Regions from separate parts of the Homo sapiens genome. Here all the other regions are linked to region 3. The links are chromatin contacts, found by Hi-C in ENCODE. All regions are on one chromosome and are shown on one strand. Each heading gives the region's core, a stretch centred on a gene start or an enhancer-like site at or near the end of the contact. The rest is flanking DNA. Distances are from core to core; before and after follow the strand shown.

The links. A loop is a pair of places that touch in the nucleus more often than their neighbours do. Pooled maps may share reads with other maps.
Region 1: a pooled map shows a loop between it and region 3 (4-fold over the local background). The contact joins the enhancer-like site here to the promoter of IFIT3 in region 3. A Hi-C loop is called at or near these places in 5 of 37 single-sample maps with no recorded cell type and 4 of 50 pooled maps.
Region 2: a loop to region 3 is called in a pooled map, with 7 times the contacts of the local background. The contact joins the enhancer-like site here to the promoter of IFIT3 in region 3. A Hi-C loop is called at or near these places in 2 of 37 single-sample maps with no recorded cell type and 9 of 50 pooled maps.

The regions. Positions count from the first base shown.
Region 1 is chr10:91,005,128-91,008,489 of GRCh38, reverse strand. All of the region lies in intron 1 of LOC124902479 (a long non-coding RNA gene), which reads left to right. Among named protein-coding and RNA genes, the nearest start is that of LINC00502, 39 kb to the left of the region's middle. Within about 2 kb of position 1,374, at least 8 of the 41 ENCODE cell types and tissues checked have a DNase peak (open chromatin) inside an H3K27ac peak, as active enhancers do.
Region 2 is chr10:88,270,654-88,273,799 of GRCh38, reverse strand. The region is part of intron 1 of LOC101929727 (a long non-coding RNA gene); the gene reads right to left. It also overlaps a transcript of RNLS not described here. Among named protein-coding and RNA genes, the nearest start is that of RNLS, 310 kb to the left of the region's middle. RefSeq lists an enhancer at 2,150-2,199. Within about 2 kb of position 1,864, at least 7 of the 41 ENCODE cell types and tissues checked have a DNase peak (open chromatin) inside an H3K27ac peak, as active enhancers do.
Region 3 is chr10:89,326,326-89,329,469 of GRCh38, reverse strand. IFIT3 (interferon induced protein with tetratricopeptide repeats 3) reads right to left here and starts at 1,473. Exons shown (of 2, transcript NM_001549.6): 1 at 1,392-1,473. The coding sequence starts at 1,396. It also overlaps a transcript of LIPA not described here. RefSeq lists a silencer at 1,096-1,145 and an enhancer at 1,466-1,705.

The sequences.
Region 1 (3,362 bases), core at 125-2,624, 1.7 Mb before region 3:
CAATGTCAGAAGAGAATTGGAATGAAGGTGGGGGTCCTTACCTATAATTCCCTCTGACATTGACTTACTGTTCTGTGCTTTCATGTGTCCATGTCTACAAAGCCTAGTGTGGAGAGTGAAAAGGCAGAAAAATGGAGCACTGCCCACCTGTATCCTTATTTGATACAGAGGAGAAGTTGCACATCTTTGCGTGTCTGCACCCAGTGGATTCTGAGTGACCAACCAGTACCTTTGGAAAATAGATCCCTGGCAGATGTGGTAGAAGGAGTATTCCCGGAGGGTAAACTCTGGCTAAAAGTGTAAAACCAAACCCTTTTCTTACCCCATAGTTTGGACAAAATGCCCTCTGAAAGACAATAGGGGAGGCTGGACATTGGGGTAACAACTGATTGCCTTGCTGTTGCCTTGCCTCTCTAAGGAGAGGACACTTGGCACTCCAGGCCTTTGCAGATGCACATCTGAAAGTACAGAACACATGATCCCAGAGATCTGGGGCTTGCATAGCCACCTCCTCCTCAGTGGTCATTGACTATCCAGTTGGTCAGCACTCCTCACTGAGCTCTCAATATACCCAGAGCAGGAGGGCATCTAGACTCTGTGAAGATACAAAAGATAAAAAACAAGAAGACTTAGCTTCTTGGAGGAACCTGTGCACAGGGCCTAGTGGTTTGTGGGTGTTTTGTTTTTAATCAGTGACTTTTCCAGTGACAGTTTCCTTGATATATTTCAGAATCTGCTCATTTTGTACTGTTCTTCCCATCCCCCACAAGGAAGGAACAGATTCTTTACCCCCAAGTAGGGTTGCCAGATAAAATCCTGGACATACCATTAAATTTGAATTTTGAATAAATATCAAATAATTTTTTCATATAAGCGCGTCCCAAATATTGCAGAAAAATCAAATTACAGAGTGTCCTGTATTTTCATTTGTTAAACCCTACTCCCAAGGGATGCCTGTTTCTATTCTTGTGAGTGGTTCATTTTGGTTCTTTCTCTTAGGTTGAGATTAACTGGTGATCACTGGTTTTATTACATATGAAAACTTTCGGCACGGTCTTTACCGAAATGGAGGAAAAAAAGTGATTCTTTCTTAAGTTCTTTGGTTAGACTATTCAATAGGCACATTTTTTGTTCTTATCTAATATGGCAGTCTAGTAAGAAAATTGAGGAAAAATGCAGGATTACTAGCTCCCCATGAACCCCTTTCCTCCCTCTGCCCAAGTCTTAACTATACAGCATCACGATGTAAATGGAGGTAGACAAGGAGAGCACAGATGACACCAAAGCAATGCAATCTGAAACTATCAAAAGTTCCACTTCTCACACCACAAACTCCTTTGTTGGTTAGTTGTGAGTGGGTATTTATAGAACTAGCACTGTACTTTCATTTTGAGACAGCAGCTTGCTTTTAGCCTGAGCAATAATTAGATAAATTATTCCCTTCACTTCAGATTATTAGTGACTAAAACTCTGCCTAGAGATTTTTGAAACTTTGATCAGCATAAACTGGAAAAACAGTCACTTAAATGCTGCAAGTGATTTTCCATCTTGTAGGAGGTAGAGATATCAATAATCCTGCCAGGGTAGAGTCTCTCTTTATCAGACCCACCAGCCAGGTATCTTTTCACAAATGTAAAGCAAGTACCTACCCATTGCTTCTTGCTGGAAAAACAAAAAGAGGAAAGTATCAAGTTACCATCAAATGGGATGTTGTTCAGACTAGAAGCTCATTGTTCTGTTTGGAAATACAAACTGTGTGTTTGCTAGAGTCAGAGCTGCTTCTCTGCATACTTTTTTGGTCCTGGGGCTTGCTTTTTTGGGTCCAAGCTGAAGAATTGGATATAGAAAAGAGAAGAAAAGCATGAGATCCAAATCTCATGCTAAAGGAACTGGATGGAGTTTGGCACAGCTTAGCTCAGACTGGACCACTGCTGTCACATGCACGTTGTTATTTGAGACTGAATTACACAGAATGCACTGATGTTGGACTCTGATATGCAGTGATGTAATTGTCATGTTGAGGCCTACAGGGCAAGGCCACCCCCTAGTGGTAGGGGTTGGGATTGCTTCTTATGGAAGAAAAAATTACCACTGAATCATTCCAAGAAAAACCAATTATATCATGATTAGGTTAAACCTTAAATAGCAGTGGCTGAAATACACAAGGGTGTGCTTCTCTTTCTAAAAGGACATCTAGAAGTAGGCATTCGGAGCTATTCAGGTAGATCCTTGTTTCCCAAGGACTCAGGATTCCTTCTTCCTGCTTCATTAGCCTCAATGAATGGCTTGTTCTCAGGGTCACAGGATGGCTGCTGGAGCTCCAGCCATCATATCCACATTGAAGCCTAGAAGGAAGAAAGATGAAAGAGGAAAAATTAATAGCATGTGTGAGTGTATGTGTATTGGAGTGAGACCTCCTCACTGATTCTCCCTTTAAATAGCTTTTCTGACATTCCCCCAAACACTTCCACAGCTGGCTGAGGAATTGAGAAATGAAGCCTGTTATCTGGGCACTTTACCCTCCTAAGTAAATCAGGGTGCTTTTTACTAAGAAAGCGGGGGAATGAATGCCAGGCAGCAGTAGTAGTTTCTACCTCTCTGGGAAGCCAGCCTGAAACTAGAGGGACAGAGAAGTCTTTTCTCTCTCAAAGCCATTTGACAGCTGGGCCCAAACTTTCTGGTGGCAGACATGTGCTGGACTCTCATGTGGAGCTGGACCTGCTACTGAGAATGGCTCTGGTAGGTGTGTTTCAGGTAGCTGCTTTGCCAAAAGTTGAAATTACCTTTGAGGCTGAGCTTTCCTTCCATTATCCATAAGCCTTTGAAGAAGTTTTGTTAATTGTCTGGTGGTGATATGGTTCGGCTGTGTCCCCATGCAAATCTCTATCTTGAATTATAGCTCCCATAATCCCCACATGTTGTGAGAGGAACTAGGTGGGAGGTAATTGAATCATGGGGGTGAGTTTTCTCGTGCTGTTCTCATGATAGTGAATAAGTCTCATAAGATCTGATGGTTTTACAAAGGGGAGTTCCCCTGCACATGCTCTCTTGCCTGCTGCCATGTCAGACGTGACTTTGCTCCTCATTCAACTTCTGCCATGATTGTGAGGCCTCCCCAGCCATGTGGGACTGTGAGTCCATTAAACCTCCTTTTCTTTATAAATTACCCAGTCTTGGGTATTTTATTAGCAGTGTGAGAACAGACTAATACAATAAATTGGTGCTGCAGAAAGTGGGGAGCTGCTGTAAAGATACCCAAAAATGTGGAAGCAACTTTGGAACTGGGTAATGGGCAGAGGTTGGAACAGTTGGGGCTCAGAAGAAGGTAGAAAAATGTGGGAATGTTTGGAATTTCCTAGAGA
Region 2 (3,146 bases), core at 615-3,114, 1.1 Mb after region 3:
TGACTGGTACAAGTGAAAACTTTCACATCCTGTTCGCATAGTAAGTGGCAATATGTATCAAGTGTTTTTTAAAGCATGTTTTCTAACTCAATAAATTTCATCTAGGAGTCTGGCTTAAAGAAATAATCCAGGATGCAGACGATGGTTTATTTGCAATATGTTTATTTAAGCATTAGTTATGATAGTGGAAAACTGGAAATAACCTAAATCAACACTAACAGGAAATGGCTGAATAAATTCTAATAGATCAAAACAGTGGAATTTAATGCAGTCATTTTAAAATGTGGGTTTAAAGCAAATTTTTCTATCTGGGATATTTTTTGTGATATAATGTTAAGAGAAAACCCACAATATGTAATGCTAAGTCAAGAATACAGGATGCTTGTCATTTCTAAAAAACATCAAGTGAGTATAACATGCATTTATGTGTGTACATATATTAAGACCAAAAGAAATATTCAATGTCTTCAAGGTGGTGGGATTTTAAAAAATTTTCATTTCTTTCTTTATATTTTTTCTGTATTTTCACAATGAGCAGTCAGGCAGCCAATTGGCCTTGTGTTGAGGTGCTCCAGAGGGCAGAACCAAGACTAGCAGCAGTAGGAAAGTGATTGAAGCTAATATCAGTAAGAAATTTCCAATAAGCAGAGCTTTTCAATGTGGAGCAGACCTCTGGGAGTTTCTTTCTGCCAGCCCAAAATGTTTCCAGCAGAGGCTGGGTGACCACCATCCACAGTGATCCACAGTGGGGAGAGGTCACAAGAACAGTGCATCCCAACCCTGGCTGGGCCACAGCATCACCCGAGGGAGGATAGAATGCAGATTCCTGGGCCATGAACCCTATCTACCTGGATTGAAACTCCAGGGCTGGGGTCTAGGGATATGTATTTGCCTTAAACTTCCCCAAGGAATTCTAAAGCAGCGAGACAAAGTTTCTACACCTGAGAATCCCTAGATTAGAGACTTTCAAGGCAGCTTCCAACTTGGAGATTCAAAGCAATTTTGCAATTCAAAGGTCTAGAGACTATTTGAGTATCTATCTTAAAAAAACGAAGACAACAGTATAGATGCAAAGGGAGGCACGGCTGGGGTTGAAGGATGGAATCATTTGAAGATCAATACTTTTTCATTCATTTATTTATTCAACCACCAATGACCAAGAGCCTGTGCTGTACCAAGTTCTTCATGTAAAGCACTTGGGATATGTTAGGGATCAAAACCGTTTCCTGCCCTCATAATGGTCACATTTAGGTCAGGTTAACATAAAACGTAGATTCTTGGGCCCAGGAATGACTGAATTAGAATCCCTGGAGAGGGACCCAAGAATCCATATTCTATAAATGTTCCCAAGGTGCTGCCTGTATACACTAATGCAATGTTGTTTTTCAAAATATGGGCTTTGACTCATAAGTGGTTTGTTATAGTAATTTAGTGAGTCAAGAAGCTTTTTTAAAAAATTAAAATAACAGAAAAAAGAACAGGAAAAGGAAAGGAAAATTAGAATGCTGACACATGGAAACAGTAACTTGTTTCATAAAGCTTCTGTTTCTGTGCCCTGGGCCACAATGTAAACTGGGTTTCAGATGGAAAACCATTGCTAGAAAATATGATATATAAAATACATCACTGCTCTAGTCCTCTCTAACCCCTGCACGCAACAGTTCTGTTTTAGTCCAAATCTGGAGGTGAGATGCTGGGGCACACTGACCACCTTGAGGAGGGACAGGCTGTTCTGGGAATTTGACTCACTGGGAATATCCCTGCTATAATGCCACTTCCTTTTTCTTTTGGATTGAGCCTAGGGCTGCACTCTTGCACAGATGGTAAAGTCTCCAGCACATGTTGCATCATTTTCTCTGGTAGACATGACAGAGCACTGCACACTATCTGTCCTGGCCTTCGTGGCAGAGTTAGAGCCGCATACAGAAACGAACTCCTGGGACCCATTGCTTCCATTTGCTAGGCTGCTTTTTAGGGGAACAAGAGAGCAGGTCTTATACAACCAATTTTCCAGGCCAAGTCCTGGGTATTTGATTTGGGCCCTTCATATCAGGTCAAAACCATATGCAACCCATACTTGGCAACCAAGATGAAAGATACCAATTGTTTTAAATAAAAATGAAACCGGACGGGGTGAACAAACCCACATAAGACAAGCTGAAAAGTCCTCCCAGGCTCTCTGAGAACCCAAGAGCCTGCTGTGCTGAGCAGACCAGGGATGTTCCTGTGGTTTACTTGTTTGCTGTCACGGAAGTTTTGCTGTCACTAAGAAGAAAAATCCAAAGGCTAATTCAGCATAAATGGTCCCCTTGGCTGCACTGAGGGCAGTCACAGGTGAGTCATAAACAGTGTTGAAAAGTAGAGATCCACCCTAGAGGCCTGAGACATGCTGCTTTTATCTCCAGCTCAGAGCAAGAAAAATGTCTCAGAAGGAACTGAAAATGGAATTACTCAAACTGAAAACTGCTGTCCTCACCAGGAGGATTCCTTTCCTGACCCAAGTCTGGGAAGTGCCACTGGTAAACCCCCAGAAATGAATTTGCTCATCAGTGAAGGACAGAGCTAGATATTCTCAGATGTACCCAGTGACATTTTCGCAGCATTAGAAGCCAAGCCTCCTTCACCTCAAACCAAATCACTGAAATGCTTGATTCTGTGCAGCTGTGGTAGAAATGCCCTGTATCAAAGGCAGGCTCCAGTACCACAAGCCAAAGATAAATAACAGAGGAAATGATCAAGACCATGACCTCTTGATGACCCCCTGGAGCTAAATCTTTGCTAGACCTCAGAATATCAAACAGGCCACCAGCCCGCCAAGAGCAGTTCATGAACAGTGTGGAAGCCACCTCAGCCTGCGAGAGCCTGGCTCTCTAGAAACTTGAGACATCCCAAAGGAATTTCTTGTTTTATCCTCCCAAACAGGGGTTTGTTAATTCTTTCTTCAAGTGAAGAAACCCTTTCCAAATAAACGTACCCAGAAAAGGTATTTTCCATTTACTTGGAAGTTGGGGTTGTATGTATCTCTTGTCCGGTGGTGAACTATTAGTATTTTGAAAAGTGTGTTCTCCCACCAACTAGCAAAAAAAATGAAACAGAAATACAAGGGCCTTCTCCTACTGGAGATTTTGATTATAGATTCAAACAGG
Region 3 (3,144 bases), core at 224-2,723:
CCCCCTCAGACCTCCTCAGGTCAGTGGCTATAGACACACCTAAAGACAGGACCCTGTAAAACCTTTCCTGCAAGCTGGCTACTAAGACGCCTTGCTCTCTGGTCAATCCCACTCACACAGACACAATTAACATCACTCTTGACCAGGAACTTATTCTATATAAAAGGGTATTCTATATACTGAGGTATTTGGCAGTGAATTCCTCTTACCCATCTCATCCCCAAACATGACATTGCAGAGCATCTTCAAGTCCTTGGGGCAGAGTAAGGTAGGGAATCCAGTTTTCCTTTTCTGCCCCCCTGAATGGTCGATGGGGTCTTCCCTCCCTGGCAATCACCTCCTCACTCCTTTCCTAGAGATGCTTGGTGGGAAAGGCATCCTTTTCTCTTAGTTCTCCCTAACATGCTATCCCCTGAAGAACTCCAGGAGGTCAATATATAAATTTAAAAATCAAGTTTACTGAGATTATGCTTTATATACAATAAGATGCACCCATTTTCAGTGTATAGTCTGATGAGTTTTGGTAAATGTTTATGCATATGTAGCCACCATCACTACCTCCCTATAGACTATTCCTATGATTCTAAAAAGATTCTTTTGGGAGCCTTCCTACTCAATCCCCACCATCTCCAGGCAACCACTGATCTGCTTCCCACCATTAGAGATTAGACTAGTTTTAGATAATAGATTAGGTCATTACACTTTTGAGGAGAAATTCTTTTTTTGCTGCTGACCAGCATTCACTACATCAATAAAAATAAATGCTAAGCTTTGGGTTTGTTTTTATATAAGAAATGACAAAAATGCCCATTTGTAAGAATTGTTTCTTCCACTTCCCACCTTAAAGTAATGCAACGTTTCAGGGCAAAATTGCCTTCTTCATGAGTGGGTTTGCAGTACTGATTGTATCTTTCACAATATCTGTTGAAAATAAATTCCTCCTTTTAAAATTACAAGAAAAAAAGCCTGTGACTTAATCTTTTCAAACAAAATGACAATAACAGAAAAACCCAAAAGAGTAATTCCCTTAGGTCTACCCTTGAATCAGCCAAGTTTGTGGCTGAGTGAAATACACCGCTCCTGCCAAGCCTTCCTCTCATTGCAGGAAATAGCTGCACACAGGGAGGAAACATGAGCTGATGCATTCCCCACCCTGCCTCCCCCCATGTAGTTCCGTAGGGAACCATTCCAGAAACTTAAGAAGCCTGTGTGTACACCAAAAAAAGCCACAGGGAAAAACCCCTCAAACATCTTACAAATGCTCAGACTGATAAAGACATATTGAATCTATAAACATCAGGACAATTCAGGAATGTGCCTGCACAGTAAGAAACTCAACTTACAATTTGCACTCAAAAACAAGCATGATTATGCATTCTTATTTCACTGACCTCATGACTGCCCTCTGTGTCTCTGCTGTTCCGAAAAGCTGGTGACCAGGCTGATTTGTTCTTCAGAAGTCTTCCTGTCTGCCTCAAGTAAATACTGAAGGAACTATATAAAGGGGTGGGAGAGTAGGGCACGCATCAGCTGATGTTTTCTCCGTTTTTGAGTAATTGCTTTTAGGGGAAGGAAGAGGAAACTGGAAAGTGAAACTAATTTAAAATCGTTGGGAGGAGGAAAATGAAACCTAACGGCTTGAGACCTGCAATGGCTGAGCCAGAGTACGTTATTCAAAACTGTGACTAAAATTTGTTTGAGAGAATGTGGAAGCATTCCTAATGTAAACCAAAAAATTAAATTCTAAGGCCATACTCACCAACCATGTGACTGGACCCCTGCTTTTGGCCAAGGGCATTCCAAAGTTAACCTGAAAACTGATGTGAAGGGGAAGCTGGATATGCCTCATTACATCCTTTTTCCTTTTGGAATTACTAATAGAACACACTCTTTTTTTGTTTTTGTTTTTGTTTTTTTTTGAGACAGAGTCTTACTCTGTTGCCCAGGCTGGAATGCAGTGGCATGATTGCGTCTCACTGCAACCTCTGCCTCCTGGGTTCAAGTGATTCTCTTGCCTCAGCCTCCCGAGTAGCTGGGATTACAGGCACCCACCACCATGCCCGGCTAATATTTGTATTTTTAGTAGAGACGAGGTTTCGCCATGTTGGTCAGGCTGGTCTTGAACTCCTGATAGCAGGTGATCCAACCACCTTGGCCTCCCAAAGTGCTGGGATTACAGGCATGAGCCACTGCACCCAGCCAGAACATGCTCTTTTTAAGTGTATTAAGAAACATTTACAACCTATTCTCTCTGAAGCCTGCTACTTGGAGGCTTCATCTGCATAATAAAACCTTGGTCTCCACGACCCAGACATTCCTTTCTAATGATTGTCTATTGAATTTCTATTGGATGTCTCCAAACATTCCTTTCTATTGATAATAACTCTTTCAACAAATTGTCAATCAGAAAATCTTTGAATCTGCCTATGACTTGGAAGCTGCCCCGCTTCCCTGTTTCCAATTGTCCCACCTTTCTGGACCTAGCCAATGTACACCTTACATGTATTGATTGATGCCTTATGTCTCCCTAAAATGTATAAAACCAAGTTGTGGCCTGGCACATGTTCTCAGGATCTCCTGAGGGCTGTGTCACAGGCCATAGGTCATTCATATTTGGCTTAGAATAAATCTCTTCAAATGTTTTACAGAGTTTGACTTTTTTTGTCAACATTAGGTATCTGACCATCAGTCTAGGGTGGGGCCCAGGAAACAGCATTTTTTAAGCCAATTCTTATTATTTTTAAAAATTTTTTGTGGACACATAGTAGATATATATATTTATGGGGTACATGAGATATTTGATGCGAGCATACAATGAGTAATAATCACATCAGGGTAAATGACTTCAAGCATTTATTCTTTGTATTACAAACAATCCAATTATACTCTTTTAGTTATTTTGAAATGTGCAATAAACTATTGTTGACTATAGTCATCCTCTTGTTCTAACAAACACTAGATCTTATTAATTCTATCTAAGTATATTTTTGTACCCATTAACCATCCCCACTTCCCCCGCTACTACTCTTCCCAGCCTCTAGTAATCATCATTCTAATCTCTATCTCCATAAGTTCAATTGTCTTAATATTTTTAGCTTCCACAAACAAGTGAGAATATGTAAAATTTGTCTTTCTGTGCCTGGC